2 separate regions of the Homo sapiens genome follow, and region 2 is linked to region 1. The links are chromatin loops, found by intact Hi-C in ENCODE. Cell type or tissue: breast epithelium. All regions are shown on one strand. Each heading gives the region's core, and the rest is flanking DNA. Links, peaks and the distances in the headings are about the cores only.

What was found. Hi-C counts contacts between places; a loop is a spot of excess contacts. Peaks named below come from ENCODE experiments on the same cell type or tissue, not always from the same donor. Only the 100,000 strongest peaks of a DNase experiment are listed, where the experiment ranks them.
Region 2: it touches region 1 in a loop (20-fold over the local background); 10 of 110 quality-filtered maps call a loop at or near these places.

The regions. Positions count from the first base shown.
Region 1 is chr10:124,523,125-124,527,508 of GRCh38, forward strand. The region is part of intron 6 of LHPP (phospholysine phosphohistidine inorganic pyrophosphate phosphatase); the gene reads left to right. Among named protein-coding and RNA genes, the nearest start is that of LHPP, 63 kb to the left of the region's middle. RefSeq lists an enhancer at 412-581. In breast epithelium, for the core only: no CTCF peak of the experiment used is centred there; a DNase peak (open chromatin) is centred at 1,987; H3K4me3 peaks cover 588 bases; H3K27ac peaks cover 859 bases.
Region 2 is chr10:124,424,362-124,428,745 of GRCh38, forward strand. No RefSeq gene overlaps it. Among named protein-coding and RNA genes, the nearest start is that of OAT, 7.6 kb to the left of the region's middle. In breast epithelium, for the core only: no CTCF peak of the experiment used is centred there; no DNase peak of the experiment used is centred there; H3K27me3 peaks cover 83 bases.

The DNA of each region.
Region 1 (4,384 bases), core at 79-4,078:
ATGCGGAGCTCGCCTCTGGTCTTCTCTTATTGTTTACCCAAGGCTGGCAGATGTTTTATAAGCCCCGAACGTTCTTGACAAACAGTTTGCCCTTCGGAGAGGGAAAGTTTCCTGGACCGTGATTCCCGACATCCTGCAAGGTCCCTTCTAGCTGTGGCCTGGGTGCTGAAGGGGTTTCCCCCCAGTGGGGTGGCCAGCCGATCTAGGATTCCAGCCGCCTTGCACAAAGCTGGAAGACGAGGGGCTGCAGGGTGCATGGCTGTGGAGCTGGCTGCGTCGGGAGGGAGAGTGCCCCCACGCCTGGCCTTTGACCTTGGAAGCGGCTGCCGTCAAAGCAGCAGCTTGTCCTGGGTCTTCCCAGACTTCGCAGTGACGGATTTCAGAGTGTTTCCTGTTACGAGAAGGCTGTGGATTCGCTTTGGAACATGACAGATTTTTCTTCTGTGCTACGTGGAGTGTGAGGGAAGGAAGTGAAACTGGTGTTAATTTTTCAGCAGTCACATGTCAAAGTGAGTGGCTAGCAAGCAGGGGGGTCCAGGCTGTGGTGGCCCTGGTCAGCCTTCCAGGAGTCAGGACCCTCCTGCTGCCCTCCTGTGTAAACAGACCAGCCAGGGCAATCCGAGCCAGCCCCGGTGGAGAGAAAGGGCCAGTGCTGGGCTTGGGAGCTCACCCCAAGTTCCTCGGGTACTCATCCTGGCAGTGCAGGGAAGGGCACCGGGAACAGGCCTGTGGAAAAATCCACTGTGCAATGAGTCCGTGAATCCCAGACATCCTCTCAGCAGCCCTCTGGTCCTGCCCGGGATAGAGGCTGTGGCTTCTGGTGTAGGTGGGCACTTCTGGGCTCAGAGGGGTCATTTAGCTCACCTGAGGTCACACGGAGTGGGACCCACCCCAATTTAAGCCTGTACACTTTTTTCTTTTGTCTCTTTTGGTAACAGCTTTATTGAGAAATCACTCCCACGCTGTATAACTCAGTGGTTTTCATACATTCACAGAGCTGTGCAGTCGTCACCACAATTTTATAACATTTCATCACCCCAAAAAGAAGCCTCAAATCGTTTAGCTATTATTAGCAAAGACCCCCCACATTCCACCCAGCCCCAGACAATCACTAATCTACTTTATGTCATACTTTCTTTCTTTTGTTTTCATTTTTTTTTTTTTTTTTTTGAGACAGAGTCTCACTCTGACAGCCAGGCTGGAGTGCAGTAGCATGATCTTGGCTCACTACAACCTCCGCCTCCCAGGTTCAAGCGATTCTCCTGCCTCAGCCTCCCAAGTAGCTGGGATTATAGCCACGCACCACCATGCCCAACTAATTTATGTATTTTTAGTAGAGATGGGGTTTCACCACGTTGGCCAAACTGGTCTCAAACTCCTGACCTCAAATGATCCCCCCGCCTTGACCTCCCAAAGTGCTGGGATTACAGGCATGAGCCACCGTGTCTGGCCTTATGTCATACTTTCATTTGAAAAATTTAGAAAAATTAAATTGGCCCAGGAGTTTGAGACCAGCCTGGGCAACATAGCGAGACCTCATTTCTATTAAAAATCAAAATTAGCCAGGTGTGGTGACACCCACCTGTGGTCCCAGCTACTCGGGAGGCTGAGGCAGGAGGATCTCTTAAACCCAGGAGGTCCACGAGGCTGCAGTGAGCTGTGATCATACCACTGCACTTCAGCCTGGGTGACAGAGCAAGACCTTGTCTCAAAAAGAAATTTTTTTAAATTGTGGTAAAATATATATAACATAAAATATGCCATTAAACAATTGTGATGTGAAGTGAATAAAATTTGAATACACAGCATAATGAATAACAAAGCAAACACTCTAAGGTCAAGAATTAGGAGGCTATCAGCTCCCCAGAAGACCTAGTCCCTGATTGACATGCCCAGTCCTGCAGAGGCGGCCCCGCCTTGCCGTGGGCACAGTGGCCGCGGTGACTGGGCCTGCTTTCTTCTCCCACATGGCTGGCTTCCCTCCAACATGGCGCTGGCTCTTCCTTCTCTGACCTTTATCCAAGTGGAATCGCACACTGTACCGTTGAGCTGTGGCTTGTTCATCGTGTCCTCTGTGGCTCCAACACCCCTCTCTGCCCGTCCCTCAGAGGGAACATCTGGGTGGGTCCCAGTTTGGCCCTTCTGCACTGGCTGCCAGGAATGTTCTGGTTTTTGTCTCCTGGACACATGGGCGTGAGTCCTTCTGGGGCGGATCTGCTGATAGATGGCAGTGCTGGGTCATGGAGGAGCATATGTTCAACTTGACCAGATGAGGCCAGACGGGTTTATGCCCCCACCACGGGGGGACCCTGTTGCTCCCCGCCCCGACCATCACGAGCTGTTCTGGGAGGGAGGCCCATGTTCTTCCCAGTTTACGGTCCTGGGAGGTTTCTGGACATTGTCAGCATGTGGCAGTCCCGGACGCTGGGCCTCCTGAGAGAGTGGGGAGGAGACCCGAGGCGGAGGCGAGTGTGTGAAAGGAGGCTGGTGGGGTCCACATGGCTCAGCAGGTGAACATGGGGTTTCCAGGGGCAGACACCCCATCGTGGCCCCCATGGCTTTGGTTGGGGCAGCATCAGCTTCCTCCTCTGCTGGGTTTCCTGCCTTCTGTTGGCTGCTGGGGCAGGGGAGACAGGATTGGGAACAGTCACCCTCTCTGGTACTGACCCTCATTAGCATTCTTGGTTCCTGAGCAAGGCTGCTTCATGTCCAGGGCAAGAGGGGAAAGATGTTAAAACCTGAACCCCCCTGCTGGGCTTGGTGCCGCCTGTGGGAAAACCGGTGGGCTGAGGGCTGGGGGGCTCTGAGCTGAGGAAGGGGGTCCCAGGTGGAGGCCGGGAGGTGGCTGCAGAGTGAGGCCACAAGGCCTGGGGGTTGGCCCAGAAGGTAGGACCCCTGTAGGCAGCCTCCCAACCCCAGGAATTTGCCTCTTGGGAACGTGCAGGTCCCTCGAGGGTCCTGGAAGGCGCTGGAGTGGTGGGACAGGGATTGAGGGAGCGTCAGCAGGGCCCTCTCTTCTCCCTAGAGCCGCTCAACACGTGTTGCAAGGCACGTGCTCTGGACCTGGTGCTCACACGTGCTCTTCTCCCAAGACACTCCCTGAAGCGCGTTCCCCAGGAGCTGGAAGGGGGATAACGCAGGTATGCCTCATGGCGGGGCCAGTGCTCATGCTTACACACACTCAGCCTCAGCTCGTCTACACCCTGCAACAGCCCAGAGAAGCCACCCGCCTTCTTACCCCTACCATTTAGATTTGCAAATGGAAGCTCAGAGAGGTGAAGTAACTTGCCCAAGGCCACACAGCCTACCAGTGTCAGAATCGGGATTCGAACCCACCTCTGCCTGACTCCAAGGCCTGTGCCCCTGAACATTCTCAAGCCACCCCCCAATTAGCCAAGTGTTGCTGGAGCTCTGAGCAGGGGCCGGGCCTCACAAAACAATAGTAGCCAGTGTGGGGGCTCACAGGACTGGTCAGCTCCCGCCCTCCCCCGCTTTGGCCCCCTCCACACACACACGACCTGCTGCTGAGCTGGACATAAGCAGGACCTGGCTCTGGGGGCTTCTGACCTAGGGCAGGCCCTGAAGTTGGTCATTAGACCCCACCCACCCACCTGAGAGCCTGGCGGAGATGTGACAGGTGACAGCCCCAGAAGTCCCATCGTTGCTGCCTTTGTGGTTAAAGTCCGCTGAACCCAAGCGCTCTCTTCCCCTCCAGTGTGTGGTGGGGAGGTGGGGAGGGGACCCAGGCAGATCTGGGAAGCCGTGGCCAGGCCGCAGCAAGCAGGGGAAGAAGGGGCCCGCAGTGAACTTGCAGCAGGAGCTGTGGCCACCGTCCTAGCCAGGCCGGCCACCTGCCCAAAATGTTCTCTAACCTTAACATGAACCTGGGCCACTTGGGCTCTGCTGGATGCCCCCAGGGCTGCCAGAGCCTGCCCGCCACAGAGCCCCTCTGAGACCTGGAGTCTCACCTGAGCCCTCTCGCTGCCCACAGGGCTGGCCTCTGCCTTTCCGCTGCTGCTCTGCGGCTCGGGGACACGGCCAGGGCTGGTGGCGCTTACAGCCCAGGGGCAGGGGAGGGCACATCCCCCACAGCATTCACCATTGCTGCTGTGTTCTGATGCATCAGGGAATCTGCATTTTTGACCCTTTGATTGCTACATCTTTTCCAGCCTGGAAAAGTGAAGAAGGAAGGAAAGGGGGCTCAGAGGCCCCTGACTCCTGTCCTTGCAGGCACAGCTGGACGCAGTTCTTATTTTCAACCATCTTGCAGCAGTGGTTTTATTTGTGCACAGGTTCCTCTGTGTCATGGGTGGGTCCCAGGATGTGAACCCGGTGTGCTCCTCTAGCTCCACTGTCCTCAGGTTGGGGACAGCCAGGGACAAGG
Region 2 (4,384 bases), core at 157-4,156, 99 kb before region 1:
ACTGTCCCGCTGAAGGAATGTCACCTGGGCCTGGCACATTTACAGTTGTCTGGAGAGGAGATTGACAATTCTCTGGATGTGGCATGAGATCTGGAGGGGAGCCTCTGCGAGGATCTTGAGAGCTGGGGGGCTGAGGCCAGAGGACACTGGGTGCCTGAAAAACTGGGTACAGGGGAGTGGGGGGAACAGAAAATACCAGAAGAGGGATGGAGGAGGACCAGGCCCATTCAGCTTACCAAGCCAGGGGGTCAGGACTATTCAAATTAGCCCAGAAGCAAAGACGTAAAAAGCCATTAGGCTCACGGAGCTGTGAAAGTCAGCTAAGGCTCAATATTGAAAAATAATATGTTGGCTGGGCGCAGCGGCCCACGCCTGTAATCCCAGCACTTTGGGAGGCTGAGGCGGGCAGATCCCCTGAGGTCAGGAGTTCGAGACCAGCCTGGTCAACATGATGAAACCCCATCTCTACTAAAAACACAAAAATTAGCTGGGCATGGTGGCAGGCACCTGTAACCCCAGCTACTTGGGGGGCTGAGGCAGGAGAATCGCTTGAACCTGAGAGGCGGAGGTTGCAGTGAGCCGAGATCGTGCCATTGCACTCCAGTCTGGGGGACAAAAGCAAGACTTCATTTCAAAAAAAAAAAAAAAAAGAAAAATAATATGTTTTCTTTCTTATGAACATAGGCATTAGAGATGCAAATACAGAATAGATTTTAGAGATAAAGAGACACTTTAAAACCTAATCTAGGCCAGGCTCGGTGGCTAATGCCTGTAATCCCAGCACTTTGGGAGGCCAAGGCAGGCGAATCACCTGAGGTCAGGAGTTCAAGACCAGCCTGGCCAACATGGTGAAACCCCATCTCTAAAAAAATGTAGCTGGGCATGATGGCAAATGCCTGTAATCCCAGCTATTTGGGAGGCTGAGGCAGGAGAATCGCTTGAATCCAGGAGGCAGAGATTGCCAAGAGCCAAGATCGCACCATTGCACTTCAACCTGGGTGACAGAGTGAGACTCTGTAAAAAAAAAAAAAAAAAAAAAAACTAATCTAACTCTTTTAAAGGCAGAGAAATCCAATCCAAGATTCCAAGGTAAAGGGCCCCCACCTGTCTTACGAAATGGGTCACAGGGACAGCCAAGAAACTGTGTGTTCTACCAATCATGTTCCACATTTGAGACATTTAATCAGAAGTAAGAATTTTGACTAAGAACAAAAAAGGCTGAAATAAAAGTTTTTAATAAAAATTTAAGGAATGAGCAGCAGTATTTATTTAAAGAATATTACATTGCTCGTTAATTTTAAAAAATAAGATAAACCTCAATTACTAGTTAAACATTTACTTTATATCCTTATCTATTTAGGTACTAAGAAGATCAGTGTGTTTTGCAATGATTTTTTTTATTGATTCCATGATGGCAAACTTAGATAACTTTGATTACTTTTCTTTTGAGGACTTTAATTCTGACTCTTTGAAGTTGGACTATAATAAAAACAAACCAGAAAAGAAGAAATTTCCACAGTTTATTCCTGAAATTGTTGACCTAAGTAAATGTATGGAATAAATATATGAAATGCTATGAAATAAATATATTAATACAATGGGTATTGTAAATCATTTCATCTTTGCTGAAAACATTTAATATTTTTTGCACAGAACTTTGCAGAGAGTTTCACCGTTTGGGACAATCGAGTTCACCAAAAGCAATGCCAGTCCTGGTATTTGGGTCATCAATACGCTCTGTCTTTGTGGCTGTCACATCCTTAATCGTGGTATAGGAAGCTGGGCACAGTGGCTTACATCTGTAATCCCAGCACTTTGGGAGGCCAAGGTGGGTGGATAATTTGAAGTCGGGAGTTCAAGACCAGCCTTGCCAACATGGTGAAACCCCGTCTCTACTAAAAATACAAAATTAGCTGGGTGGTAGTGGTGTGCGCCTGTAATCCCAGGAGGCTGAGGCAGGAGAATCATTTGAGCCTGGGAGGCAGAGGTTGCGGTGAGCCGAGATGGTGCCACTGCGCTCCAGTCTGGGCGACAGAGTGAGACCCTATTAAAAAAAAAAAAAGTCATATAGAATCCTTCCTTTCTCTCTTTTTTCTTTTGTTCTCTTTTTTTATTTTTGGAGTTGGGGGACAGAGTCTCGCTCTGTCACCAGGCTGGAGTGCAGTGGCACGATCTCGGCTCACTGCAACCTCCACCTCCTGGGTTCCAACAATTCTCCTGCCTCAGCCTCCCAAGTAGCTGGGACTACTGGGACTAGAGGCGGGCGCCACCATGCCTGGCTAATTTTTGTATTTTTTAGTAGACACGGGGTTTCACCATATTGGCCAGGCTGGTCTCAAATTCCTGACCTAATGATCTGCCCTCCTTGGCCTCCCAAAGTGCTGGGATTATAGGCGTGAGCCACCGCACCCGGCCAGGATCCTTTCCTTTAACCTGTATTCTCCCCCAAAAGATTTTAGTTACAGGCTGGACGCGGTGGCTCACCCACCTGGCACTTTAGAAGATCGGGGCGGGCAGATCACTAGAGGTCAGGAGTTCGAGACCAGCCTGGCCAACATGGTGAAACCCCTAAAAATACAAAAAATCAGTTGGGCGCAGTGGTATGTGCCTGCAATTGCAGCTACTCGGGAGGCTGAGGCACGAGAATCGCTTGAACCCAGGAGGTGGAGGTGGAGGTTGAAGTGAGCCGAGATCGTATCACAAAAAAAAAAATTAAAAAAAAATTCTTGGAGATCCTTAAGTTATATTCTTCTCCACCACCTTAAGTTTGACTTAGTCCTTTGATCATACAAATTACCTCTTTTGTTTTTGTTTTGTTTTGTTTTTGAGACAGGGTCTCGCTATGTCACCTGGGCTGGAGTGCAGTGGCACAATCACAGCTCTCCACAGCCTCAAACTCCTGGGCTCAAGCAATCCTCCTGCCTCAGCCTCCTAGGCAGCTGGGACCACAGGTGTGTGCCACCATGCCAAGCTATTTTTTTTTTTTTTTGTAGACATAACGGGGGCGGTCTCACTATGTTGCCCAGGCTGGTTTCGAACTCCTCTTGAGCTCAAGTGATCCTCCCACTCAGCCTCTTAAAGTGCTGAGATTACAGGTGTGAGCCACCATGCCTGGCCTCTCTCCACTTTTAATTCAATTTTGAACTGTTTCGGCAGGGCTCCTAATTTGCAAAGGGCAGTGCACAGCCTTTTGATTCCAAAGAAAATTAAGGCAATTAAATACATTTCAGCTCTGGCCCTCTGAGGCACATGCCGGTGTCAGTCTTGACTGTGGCCAATGCTCTAAGGAACATGTTAGCCAGACCCCAGAGCACCCAGCGTTCATACTACAGAGTGCTTGAGAGAGCAGGCTTTGGATTGAGGCAATCCAGAAGTCAAATCCTGACTCTATCGATAATCAGTTAGGTAACCTGAGACCCCAAGCCTCACTTATCCCATCCTGTAAAAGGGGTTGTTCTAAGGATCACTGACACATGTGACGCTTCTCCAGCTACTTCTAAGCCACCTGGCGGCTCAGTACAAGGTAGTGTAATTATCTTTATTTACAATGATAAGTGAAGGCCCTTCTCCAAGTCCTCTAGCTTTGAATCTTCCCTCTTCTACAGAGATTCTTATTGAAATCTAAAGAAATCAAGTACACATACTTAGAAGGCTTTTTAAAAGTGTCTATTTAAAAGGCAATGATGTCGGATGCGATGGCTCACACTTGTAATCCCAACACTCTGGGAGGCTGATGTGGGTGGATCTCTTGAGTCCAGGAATTCGACACAAGCCTGGGCAAAATGGCTAAACCCTGTCTCTATAAAAAATACAAAAATTAGCCGAGCATGGTGGTGCATGCCTGTTGTCCCAGCTATTCTGGAGGCTGAGGTAGGAGGATCACCTGAGCCCAGGAAGTTGAGGCTGCAGTGAGCCGCACTCTAGCCCAGCCCAGGTAACAGAGAGAGACCTTGAAGAAAAGAAAAGAGAAGAGAAGAGAAGAGAAGAGAAGAGAAGAGAAGAGAAGAGAAGAGAAGAGAAGAGAGCAATGATCACCAGGATCTGGGATCTGCTTGAGTAATTGTACTCAGAAAAATCCACTTTTTTTTATTCTGTTGAATAAGGTGTCCTGCAGACAGCTCAGAAAACTGTTCCCACACTGGCGCAAACCCTGGCCACCCTGGAGTTATCTCTGCCACTCCCTGGAGTTTGGGAAGCACAGTGAGGCTGTATTACAGGTTTTGAATTTCACTCTGAGTTGGTCTTCCTCTGCACAATAAACAAACCATATTAACACTTCCTACTTGGTAATTTTCTAGAGGAAGCTTGAGATAAATCCGGGGAGGTAGCCCAGTGCCCCACTGGCAGATTGTCAAAAGACAGTTTAAATTTTCTTCTAAACTTC